Linked DNA regions of Homo sapiens: all the other regions are linked to region 2. Evidence: chromatin contacts called from ENCODE Hi-C or POLR2A ChIA-PET data. All regions are on one chromosome and are shown on one strand. Each heading gives the region's core, a stretch centred on a gene start or an enhancer-like site at or near the end of the contact. The rest is flanking DNA. Distances are from core to core; before and after follow the strand shown. Region 1 overlaps ANO10 (anoctamin 10). Region 2 holds the start of POMGNT2 (protein O-linked mannose N-acetylglucosaminyltransferase 2 (beta 1,4-)). Region 3 overlaps ANO10 (anoctamin 10).

Region 1 (3,480 bases), core at 650-3,149, 270 kb before region 2:
CTTTTTCCACCCCTTTACCTTAAGTTTATGTGAGTTCTTATGTGTCAGGTGAGTCTCCTGAAGGCAGCAGCAGATACTTGGTTGGTGAATTCTTTTCCCTTCTGCCATTCTGTATCTTTTAAGTGAAGCATTTAGGCCATTTACATTCAACATTAGTGACATGGGTTGACCATGTCCTGGCCCAGATCTCATCTTGAATTGTAGTTTCCATAATCCCCATGTGTCATGGGAGGGCCCAGTGGGAGCTGTTTTAATCATGGGGGCGGTTACCCTCATGCTGTTCTTCTCATGGTGGCGGGTGAGTTCTCATGAGATCTGATGGTTTTATAAGGGGCTTGTACCCCTTTGCTCGGCGCTTCTCTCTCCTGCCACCATGTGAAGAAGGACGTATTTGCTTCCCCTTCCGCCATGATTGTATGTTTCCTGGGCCATGCGTAAATGTGAGTTAATTAAACCTCTTTTCTTTGTAAATTATCCAGTCTTGGGCACTTCTTCATAGCAGCGTGAGAACGGATTAATACAGTTAGTATTGAGATGTGAGGTACTATTCTATTCAACATGCTATTTGTTGCCTGAATGCCTTGTTTTTTTCATTGTGGTGGTGTTTTATAGGTCCTGTGAGATTTATACTTTAAGGAGGTTCTATTTTGGTGTATTTTGAGGATTTGTTTCAAGATTTAGAGCTCCTTTTAGCAGTTTTTATAGTGCTGGCTTGGTAGTGGCGAATTCTCTCAGCATTTGTTTGTCTGAAAAAGACTGTATCTTTCCTTCATTTATGAAGCTTAGTTTCGGTAGACACAAAATTCTTGGCCAATTGTTTTGTTTAAGGAGGCTAAAGATAGGACCCCAATCCCTTCTAGCTTGTAGGGTTTCTGATGAGAAATCTGCTGTTAATCTGATAGGTTAATCTGATAGGTTCCTTTGTAGGTTACCTGATGTATTTGCCTCCCAGCTCTTAAGATTCTTTCCTTCATCTTGACCTTAGATAGCCTGATGACTATGTCCCTAAGTGATAATCTTTTTGTGATGTATTTCCCAGGTGTTCTTTGAGCTTCTTGTATTTGGATGTTAGATTTCTAGCAATGCTGGAGAAGTTTTCCTCAATTATTCCCTCAAATATGTTTTCCAAACTTTTAGATTTCTCTTCTTCCTTGAGAACACCAATTATTCTTAGGTTTGGTTGTTTAACATAATCCCAAACTTCTCGGAGGCTTTGTTAATTTTTTTAAATTCTTTTTCTTTGTCAGATGGGGTTAATTTGAAAGCCTTGTCTTTGAGCTCTGAAATTCTGTCTTCTGTTGGTTCGATTCTGTTGCTGAGACTTCCAGTGCATTTTGCAGTTCTCTAAGTGCATCCTTAATTTCCAGAAGTTGTGATGGTTTTTTATTTATGCTATCTATTTCACTGGAGATTTTTCCATTCATATCCTGCATCATTTTGTTTTTTATTTATTTAAGTTGGACTTCGCCTTTCTCTGGTGCCTCCTTGATTGGCTTAATAGTCAACCTTCTGAATTCTTTTTCTGGCAATTCAGAGATTTGATCTTGGTTTGGATCCATTGCTGGTGAGCTAGTGTGATCTTTTGGGGGTGTTAAACAACCTTGCCTCTGCTGTATCACACAGGTCATCAGGGAAGTTGGGGAAAGCTGGCAGCCACAGCCCTCACCCAGCTCCTATGCAGCCCACAGCCCAAAAGGCCAGTCTCCCTCCCACCGTGCCCCCACAACAGCGCTGAGTTTATTTCCAGGGCTGAGAACTTTCTCTAGGCTACATGCCTCCCAGCTGAGAAAGCAAGCAGACTCACAGTTCCTGGCTGTCCCACAGAGCCTGGAGGCAGTCCATCTCCTTTAAAGGGTCTGTGGATTCTCTTGGCTTTCCTGGTATGTTCCTGCAGTAGTTCTTGGAGCAAAAGTTCACGATGTGGGCCTCCACACACTGCTCTGTTTGCCTGAGTGGAAGCTGCAAGTTAGTCCTTCCTTCTATTTGCCATTTTCAGGTTCAGGGCTCACTCCTCACTTCTTCTAAGTTCTCCAATTGCAAAAGCACATTCAATATTTTTAATAAAAAACATATGCTTTAAATATTATCCAATTAATTACTAACAGTACCCGACTAAAATATGTAACCTGGAGGAAAAAGAAAGACAGTCTGTTGGTAGTTCAGTGCTGTATGTATCCCAAGATGTGTTTTGATGGCCTTTTGTCACCAACTGGGACAGCATTGTGTCACTTGAGTTCTAGATTTGCGAAAATATTGACTGGCTGCCGTGTGTGCTCAGGATCCTGTAGCATAGCAGTGAGGAATGTTCAATGATGTTTTCATCAACCTGTATTTAGTGATCAGTATTGGTTACAGGGACTGCCACTCAGGAAGGGATATAGGTAATGGAAAATTAAAGTGAAATGAAAGGTGTTGGGAAGAAGCAGTAATTAATCCTGCTTGTTGAGGTTTCTAGGTGGGAATGAGTAAAAATTAACTTTTCTGAGGGAAAATGATGTCAAGTGAATAAAGGCTAGAATCCCTGCCTAACACTTACTGTGTTGTTCCTACACAAAAATCAAGCATAGTCAAGTCAACCATCCCTGGCTCCAGCTTTACCCAGGCTCTATAGAAGGGGTGCCTAGTGCCTGCAATTCTGATGACTCACAGCCGTCATCACCCAGGGGTAGCCCTTCTCAACTGGCCAGGAACAGGGCCCTGCTCTGGGGGGAAGGGTACATGGTAATCTCTTGTACAGTGAGGGGATATAGAGTTTTAAAAATCATAATGTTGTAATTATCAATTTTGTTTTACTCATAATAGTAATATTGAAATTTTAAATGACATTATAGAAGATATAGATATTTGCATTTATCAAAGGGCCATACAGTGTTCAGATGTGGGGAAAACTGCCCTGGGAAAGATTGTAAAGGTGATGGGAAACATTTATACTTTCTCTGCGGTCTGCAGTTGTGGCTGCATTTCATAAGGATCTGTTTTCACCTTGGTGATGGCCTTAGTGTTTCTTAAGAATGGAACCAATCCCCTCTGCCACCACCAGGGGTCCTTTGATGCCTGGGTGCCTCCTTTACCTTCCTAGGTGTGCAGAAAGTGGGTGCAGAGCTTTTCTGGGCAGAGAAGGAGCTCACCCTTTGGCAGCTGCTCCTACTCATCCCACTTTCACTTTCCTTGTGGCCACTGGCAGTGTTTTCTTAGATTAAAGGTTGTTCTCCCTTTATAGTTAAGAGTAATATTTACTAAGTTGTGTTGAAACTGATGTGGGCAGTGGACTGTCTCCTGCATTTCATTTAGTAGGCTCTTACTTCATCCTTTAACTTTCTAAACTGAGTTTCTTTCTCATGCGACAGTGAAATTGTGTCCCCTCATACTCCATGAGTCGGGACTGCAGTGGGAGGCTGGACACTGGATTACCTCTGATCACCAAGGCATCTTTTCTCAGATGGCCACCACTGTGCCACCCCAGTTCAGGGTCCTTTTAGA
Region 2 (3,776 bases), core at 268-2,767:
TACAGACGCGCACCAACACATCCAGCTAATTTTTGTATTTTTAGTAGAGACGAGGTTTCACCATGTTGGCCAGGCTGGTCTTGAACTCCTGACCTCGTGATTCGCCAGCCATGGCCTCCCAAAGTGCTGGCATTACAGGCATGAGCCACCGCGCCCTGCCTTTTTAAGCTGTTTTAAATAGGTGTATGGTGATATCTCAGCATAGTCTTAATTTGCATTTCCTTTATGGCTAGTGATGAACATCTGTCCTTATTTGCCATCTGTATAACTACTTTGGTAAAATATATATTAATGTCTTCTGTATATTTAAAAACTTATGATCCAGGATACAGTTTATCTTAATATATATACCAAGGTTGCTTGAAAAGAATGTGTATTCTGTTGGTGGGTGAAGTATTATGTAAATATCAATTAGATTAGGATGGTATTAGTGTTGATCTTTTCTATATCCTTGCTGACTTTCTGTCTAGTGTTCTATCAGTTGTTGAGAGAGGGATGCTGAAGTTTCCAATTACAGTTGCAGAGTTGTCTATTTCTAATTATGGTTCTATCATTTGATTTATTTATGTTAAGGCTATGTCGTTAGGTGTATCCACATTTAGAATTATGTCTTCTTGGTGAATTGAACCTTTTATCATTATATAATTATCCCTTTTTTATTCTTGGTAATTTTCCTTGCTGTCAATTCTACTCTCTCTGAAAGTAATATCACCACTTCAGCCTTTCAGTTTATTATCATCTAAACAACACTATTCAGCCTTTGCAGTCATCCACAATTATTAGAATTTCTTGGTTAGAGGCTTTTGACTACATGTTTTTAAAGGTTTTTGGCTGTATTGACAAATTGCCCTGCAAAAATTTACCAACTTAATACCTTAACATTTGGGCTAATTTAAAATAATCATAAATTAAAGTCAGGGCTTTCCCAATTTGATAGGTAGAAATCTTATAACTCTATGGAGGTGGAGTTGGTGGTGGTAGGTGCATCTCTAGATGACTTAAGTTCAAAAAAAGTCAAGAGATCTAAAAAAGAAGTCAAAAGATCTAAAATTCATAACTCAAGAAATAGGGGCATATGTATATTCGGAGAATCCGCGGGAATGCCAGATGCCACAGCCATAAGTAGCTGCCCTTGAGGACTGGACAGCCAGGACTGGACGGTGGGATAAGGTGACAGCTGGTTAATGGAATGGTGCCGCAGAGGACTGGTGCTTTTGTAAGTTCTCTGTAGCATTACAATTTTTAAAAGCATGTAAACGTATTAATTACCTTGACTTTACAATGACATTTGGTTGTTGGTTAAACTTGCATTTAAATTTATTATCAGAACTGCCATAACTGTGTAATCCTAACACTAAGTAAAACTCAGCCTCTCGGCGCAAATTATCACTCCCAACATTCCGCAGGCTGGTGGCGGCGCGGGCTGTCCTCGTACGCAAAACTACACCTCCCAGGATTCCGCGAGCCAAGGTTGTGGCCGGGGCCAGGGCAACCGAACTCGCGGCTCTGCGCAGGCGCACAGGCTCCGCGCCGGGCTCGCCCGCCGGGCAGGCGCACGGCGGACACCTGCGAGCCTGGAGGTGGCGGTCGCTGCGAACCCGGCGGCGCGGCCAAACCTGTGCTGGCTGCCTGGGCCTTCTGGGCCTCCTGGGCCAGAAGCTGGCGCTGGGGGCGGCGGCGGGGTGGGAAAGCGGCGCCGCCGTGGGGCCTCCTGGACGCGTCGGCGGAGGTGGCTTCGTCCCGCGGAGTCCAGGCTTCAGGTAAGACGCGCGCGCGCTTGGGGCTGGAGCGGACTCCGACACCCGCCTGGGACTTGAAGTGGAGGTGTCGAACCCTCGGCCCCCTGGAGGGGACGACGCGGTGCTGGGCCCCGGGGTGAGGGGGAGGTTCTAGGACGCCTTCGGGATCCAGGAGAGTTTGCAGAACTGAGGGGTGACGTGTGAAGCGAGCTGAGGGAGGCGCGGGAGGTGGGCGGGGCGGGGGTGGACCCTCAGGGTCGGGGGCCGGGGATTGGGGGTCGGGGGCCGGGGGCCGGGGACCTGGGCAACGCCCTGGGGCTTGCCAGTTCGAGCCCTCAGCTCGTGGCAGGCACTGGCGTCGGGTCCTCAGGCCCTTTTGCTTTGGGAGGTGATGGGTGGTGCACATTTGGCGGGGGTGGTGGGGAGCCACGCGAGGTGCGCGGAGCGGGCCTGGGCCTCCCCAACTGCCTTTGAAGGCAGAACCCCGGCAGGCCTGCAGCTGATTCCTGGGCGCTTTGGGGGCCAGTAGGGCACCTACCATGTGTGTCCGGTGGTAAGAGCTTGCCACGGCCTGCTTGGCAGTGCCAGAGTAGCCTCTGAAGAAGGAACCCAGTGAACTCCTGACTCCATGTGTGTGTTTAGGAACCCGTCTCCAGCTCACTGATGGGAACTCTCTGCTAAAGTATGTGACCGTCAGGCCAGAGTCTTGCACCAGGTGCAGGGCGACCAGTGTCTGCCTACTTTATTGCCAGCCAACACTTAGAGCGTACTCTTGGGAGAAGCAAGGCTCCGCGTGGAAAAGGATGACTTCAGGGTTATGGGGCGAGCTTGATAGGACTTAGTAGCTAAGAGCATAGACAGAGGAGGTTTCATTCACCAAATGTTTACTACAATATGTGCCCCGCCTTCAAATCTTGGTTCTCGGCTACTAGCGGTGTGCGTTTAAGCAAGTCACTTATCCTCTCTTAGCCTCTGTTTCTTTCTCTGTGAAGTGGAGATGAAAGTACAGTGCCTTTATCACGGGGTTGCAGTGGGGATGAAATAGTGCCAGGCAAGTCCTCAGCCCAGTATGTCTAACAGTAAGTGTGTGGCAAATATCAGCAGTCGTGGTGACTAACGACAGAAAGTGTTAGAGGTGCTTGGAGTCCAGGTTCATCTTTAATGGTACTAGCTGCCCTCTCTGGCTCTCATGAATCTTGCAGATCTTCCAGCTCATCCTTTCAATATTAATTTTGAGGAATCTCAGTCCCTGCAGAGCTAGGAAAGAGCATAGGTCCCCTCATCCCCAGGGGTGGTCAGCACGTTCCTTCCTGAGCCTTGGGCCCCTGCGAGAACGAGAAGGAGAGTGGAGATCTTCAGCAGAAAGGAGGGCATGGTGCTGGTGGCTGGGCCCACCGTGGCCATGTAAGCATGCTAGTTGGCAAGTTCTTGCTCTGAGCCTTGCTTTAGAAAATATTTAGCAATAAACAAAGCCTTCTAGTAAATATTGCACTAACTAGAAAATTAGATTACCAAATCCCCCATTCCAAGGGTCCTTGCCAATCTCAGCTTGGTTGTCAGTGGGATACTTTCCCCCCAGGACCTACCAATCACGTGATTCCCAGGGTTTCTTAAATTGGATGAAATAATGAATGTGAAAGGTGGAACCTGCAAATGTCATCACGGGCTTTGGAGTCCGTCTTGGTTTTGAATCCTAACCCCTCTACTTAATTGCTGTGTATCACTGGGCAATTCACTTAATGCCTCTAAGCATACCTTCTTAAATGTGAAATTGAATTAATAGCATTTACTTCAGGTAGTGGGGAATAAATGAGATAATGCGTGTAAAACAGTTAGCACTGTGCCTGGCTGAGAGTGAAAGCCAGTGAACAGGAGTTATTTTACCATTACGATTAATAATAATATTAGAAAAATAATTGTCAGACATGGTGTTTTGCCTTTGCTGTCTCTTTGAATTCACAAAACTACCCTGTGAAGTAGGTATAATTGTGTTTTTCAAGCCAGGAAGTGAAGGCTTGGAGAGGTAAAGAATTGGCC
Region 3 (3,340 bases), core at 169-2,668, 370 kb before region 2:
CTCTTTTCTGTTATTAAACAAAAGGATCAGGGAACCTTGATTAACACAATAATCTATGCACGAGTGAAAAGGAAAAGGTAGTGCCTCTTTTCTGTTATTAAACAAAAGGATCAGGGAACCTTGATTAACACAATAATCTATGTCCTCAAGGATAGTTTTAGAAAACCATTCAGATGGTTCACTATAGTTTCTAAAGTGCCCTAACTTGTGGAGGCATTTCTGTAGGGGGCTATAATATTATAAAACAGGTACTTGGGTTTGCTTTTAGATGCTCTAACCTTAAAATGGAGACAATTTGGAAGTCTAAGGATATATCAGACTTTTTAAAAACTATTTGACTTCTCAAGCTTTTGCCAAATGTTTGATCACAGTCAATTTATTATTGAATTATCTGCTACATATGTATGGTGTGAATAATCTGTGTTTGAAAATGAGAAAAATTGTACTGTGTCAAATATGAATACTACATAGGAGTGAGAGCTAAGCATTAATGTAAATTAATTACTTGTGCCAAAGACTTCTCCCCACTAGGAGGACAGCCTGTGTTAGCACAAGCATAAACCATCAGAGTAGACAGAGCCACTATTTTTCTGATTGTGATGATGTTGGAATTTCTCACTCACACATAGTCACTACAGTGAAATGAAAAAAGCATGGGTCCTGGAGTCAGACAGCTAAGATCCTGGCTTCAGATCTCACTAGCTAGGGGAAGTTACTTTCCAGACCTTAATTTCTTAATCTATAAAATGGGTGGTTAAAGTCCCTACTTTAAAGGGTTTGTTAGGATTGGGCTTTTCATTTATAAAACACATAGCACAGTGGTGAGGTCATAATAGATGGCTGCTGTTTTTTAGGTTGCTGATTTCAGAATTATCATTTTGCATAGAAGAGGCAACTTTGACAAGGACATTTTAAGGCATCTGTTCTGACTAACCCCAACTTCCATCTCCAGAACCTCACTCCATGTGGCTTGTATAGACAGCTCACTAACTCTGTGACCTTGGCCAGGATACGTAACCTCTCTGATCCTCAGTTTCCTTATCTGTCAAATGGGAATAAATGTAGTTTCTGCCTCATAGGGCTGTTGTGAGCATTAAATGAGTAAATATATGAAAAGCACTTAGAATAGGGCCTGGCACAAGGTAAGCATTGTGGTAAAGTGTGAACTGAAAAAACAGAGACTACTTCCTTAGAGATGGGCCATTGGGAAATCACTTCTCAACATTCCTCCCTCACTCCCTATGTGTGCCTCTGGTGTGCAGGTTGGCGGGCCCCTGCCAAAGTCAAAGAGGTCTGTCCAATTGTAAGTGATAATGGCTCTTTTTTCTGCCCGTAATGAGCAACAGGCACCTTCTATGTTAAGATTATGCCTTGCCCAAACAGGAAGGCCACGTCACCTTCGCGTCTTCCTGTGTGCTATTGTGTGTGAACACACCCAAGGTCGACTGACAGTATAGGGGATGTTAGAACATTTAAGATGAGGGGTAATTTGTCATCAGGCTATTCCCTCCTGCTCTGAGCTTACCACAAGTACAGTATTATGGTCCAGGATCCAAGGAAGCATTACGAGTTTTAGATCTGTGCTCAGATTGTTCCGTTTGATTTGCAAATGACTTTTATGCAATGACATTTTGATTTAGCACTTAAAATATAACACGTCAGCTGTTATTAACAATTATCTTAATAAAATGAAATGGAAGGTAATAGATGGAGTACGTCTTGCTTCATTTTCTGTCCATACCACTTAGGACAGTCCCTAGCATATGGTAGATGCTCAGTAAATGTTTGTTTGAGTAAGTAATTTATAAATTATTTTCATATTCATTAATAAAAAGGGAGAGGTGGTACATCTTTTTTGTGCATCTGCCTAAGTTTTATCCACTACAATACCTTTGATATTATTCTAGCTTTTCTTAACAGTTACAATAATACTGTATCTTCTCAACATCATATCATCTCAATATGCTGATCAGTTTTAATTTGAGGGATAATGAAAGATTTCTCTATTTGTAAACCAGTAGATAAATAACAGGGCTTGTCTCTAGGGAGAATACTGAAAGATGGTAGAGGGGTGCAGAGCAGGAATGGATGGAAGATCTTTTCTGTATATTCTTTGTCTTTATTTTTTAAAACTATGTATACACATTACTTTCTCAAATAAAAGAAATTTTACCCATGGTAAAAGAAAAAAAAACTCTTGTATCTGCCCACTGTGGAGATCTGCCTGCATTGAATAGTACAGGGAAATTACTTATTGATCGGCAAATTGCTTATTGATTGGCAAGGTTTGCTATGTTTTCTTTCTTCTTTCAAAATACATGCTATGGTCATGCATGAATTCGGGGATAGTCTTCATTTTCTTTGAGCAGTTACTCTTAGGCTATCTCATTATTTTAATGTTTATTAGTGGTATAGCTTGCTCATACTAAGTTCCACAAAGTGATCTAACTCAAGATTTCTTGGGAAGATGGTGAAGTAAGGGAAAAAACCGATAAAAACTACAAAGAAAAAGGAAAGTAAGGAGAAAACTCCATAAACCAAGAAAAGGAAAAGGAGAAAACAGGGAGCTGGCAGGGAAGTGGTGTCCGTTGCATTCTACAGGTGTTGAGAAGTTTTTATCTGATATAACATGAAGGACAGACCAACTTCAGGAAGACACCAAGAACCAGCCAATGTCTTCCCTTCCTGAGACAATTGGTGGGATGACATGAGAAATGAATTTAACAAATGCTAGTAGACCACTACAGACCCCACTAATTGGAGATCAAAAGCAGGCCTAGAAGAGGTAGAGACTCTTTCTACCTTAGGATTCAGTAACATTCACAGAATGGGTACATGGATATCACCAAGATAAACTGAAAACTTGGGGGCAACCTTCAGGTCTACCAACAATTATTTTTTGGAATTTTCTTCTGTTCCCCTTTGGTTTTTATTTAGACATGATTAAATACATGATAATTTTAGGGGGAAAGTAGATAAGCTAACAGAAAAAAATACTGTAAAACCCAGAAAAAAATACTGTAAAACTAGTTAACATTATAAAATGACAATATGAGCAAACAGTGTATCAAAATATATGATTCTGAAGTAAATCACATAGAATAAATATGAGATAATGGCCATGGACATTTTTGAAGAAAATAAAGCCACAATAACTGAAAAATTATGATAATGGCACCAGAATAAATAGATAAATAGAACAGATCATAAATTCCATGAACTGTCAAAAGTATAGATACATACAAATTTGTAGGCCAGGTGTGGTGGTTCACACCTGTAATCCCAGCACTTTGGGAGGCTGAAGTGGGCAGATCACTCGAGGTCAGGAGTTCAAGACCAG

The links. Hi-C counts contacts between places; a loop is a spot of excess contacts on that map. ChIA-PET counts read pairs that join two places held with the same protein, here RNA polymerase II (POLR2A). Pooled maps may share reads with other maps.
Region 1: a map of naive thymus-derived CD4-positive, alpha-beta T cell shows a loop between it and region 2 (4-fold over the local background). The contact joins the enhancer-like site here to the promoter of POMGNT2 in region 2. A Hi-C loop is called at or near these places in 1 of 168 maps with a recorded cell type or tissue (naive thymus-derived CD4-positive, alpha-beta T cell), 1 of 37 single-sample maps with no recorded cell type and 11 of 50 pooled maps. POLR2A ChIA-PET finds 5 or more read pairs at or near these places in 1 of 52 experiments (WTC11).
Region 3: a loop to region 2 is called in a map of naive thymus-derived CD4-positive, alpha-beta T cell, with 13 times the contacts of the local background. The contact joins the enhancer-like site here to the promoter of POMGNT2 in region 2. A Hi-C loop is called at or near these places in 2 of 168 maps with a recorded cell type or tissue (PC-3 and naive thymus-derived CD4-positive, alpha-beta T cell) and 4 of 50 pooled maps. POLR2A ChIA-PET finds 5 or more read pairs at or near these places in 1 of 52 experiments (activated naive CD4-positive, alpha-beta T cell).

Annotation. Positions count from the first base shown.
Region 1 is chr3:43,377,895-43,381,374 of GRCh38, reverse strand. All of the region lies in intron 12 of ANO10 (anoctamin 10), which reads left to right. Among named protein-coding and RNA genes, the nearest start is that of SNRK-AS1, 28 kb to the right of the region's middle. RefSeq lists a silencer at 2,904-3,198. Within about 2 kb of position 1,899, at least 7 of the 41 ENCODE cell types and tissues checked have a DNase peak (open chromatin) inside an H3K27ac peak, as active enhancers do.
Region 2 is chr3:43,103,820-43,107,595 of GRCh38, reverse strand. It overlaps POMGNT2 (protein O-linked mannose N-acetylglucosaminyltransferase 2 (beta 1,4-)), which reads left to right and starts at 1,517. Exons shown (of 2, transcript NM_032806.6): 1 at 1,517-1,760. RefSeq lists a silencer at 1,430-1,749.
Region 3 is chr3:43,475,814-43,479,153 of GRCh38, reverse strand. The region is part of intron 11 of ANO10 (anoctamin 10); the gene reads left to right. Among named protein-coding and RNA genes, the nearest start is that of SNRK-AS1, 130 kb to the right of the region's middle. RefSeq lists an enhancer at 1-407. Within about 2 kb of position 1,418, at least 10 of the 41 ENCODE cell types and tissues checked have a DNase peak (open chromatin) inside an H3K27ac peak, as active enhancers do.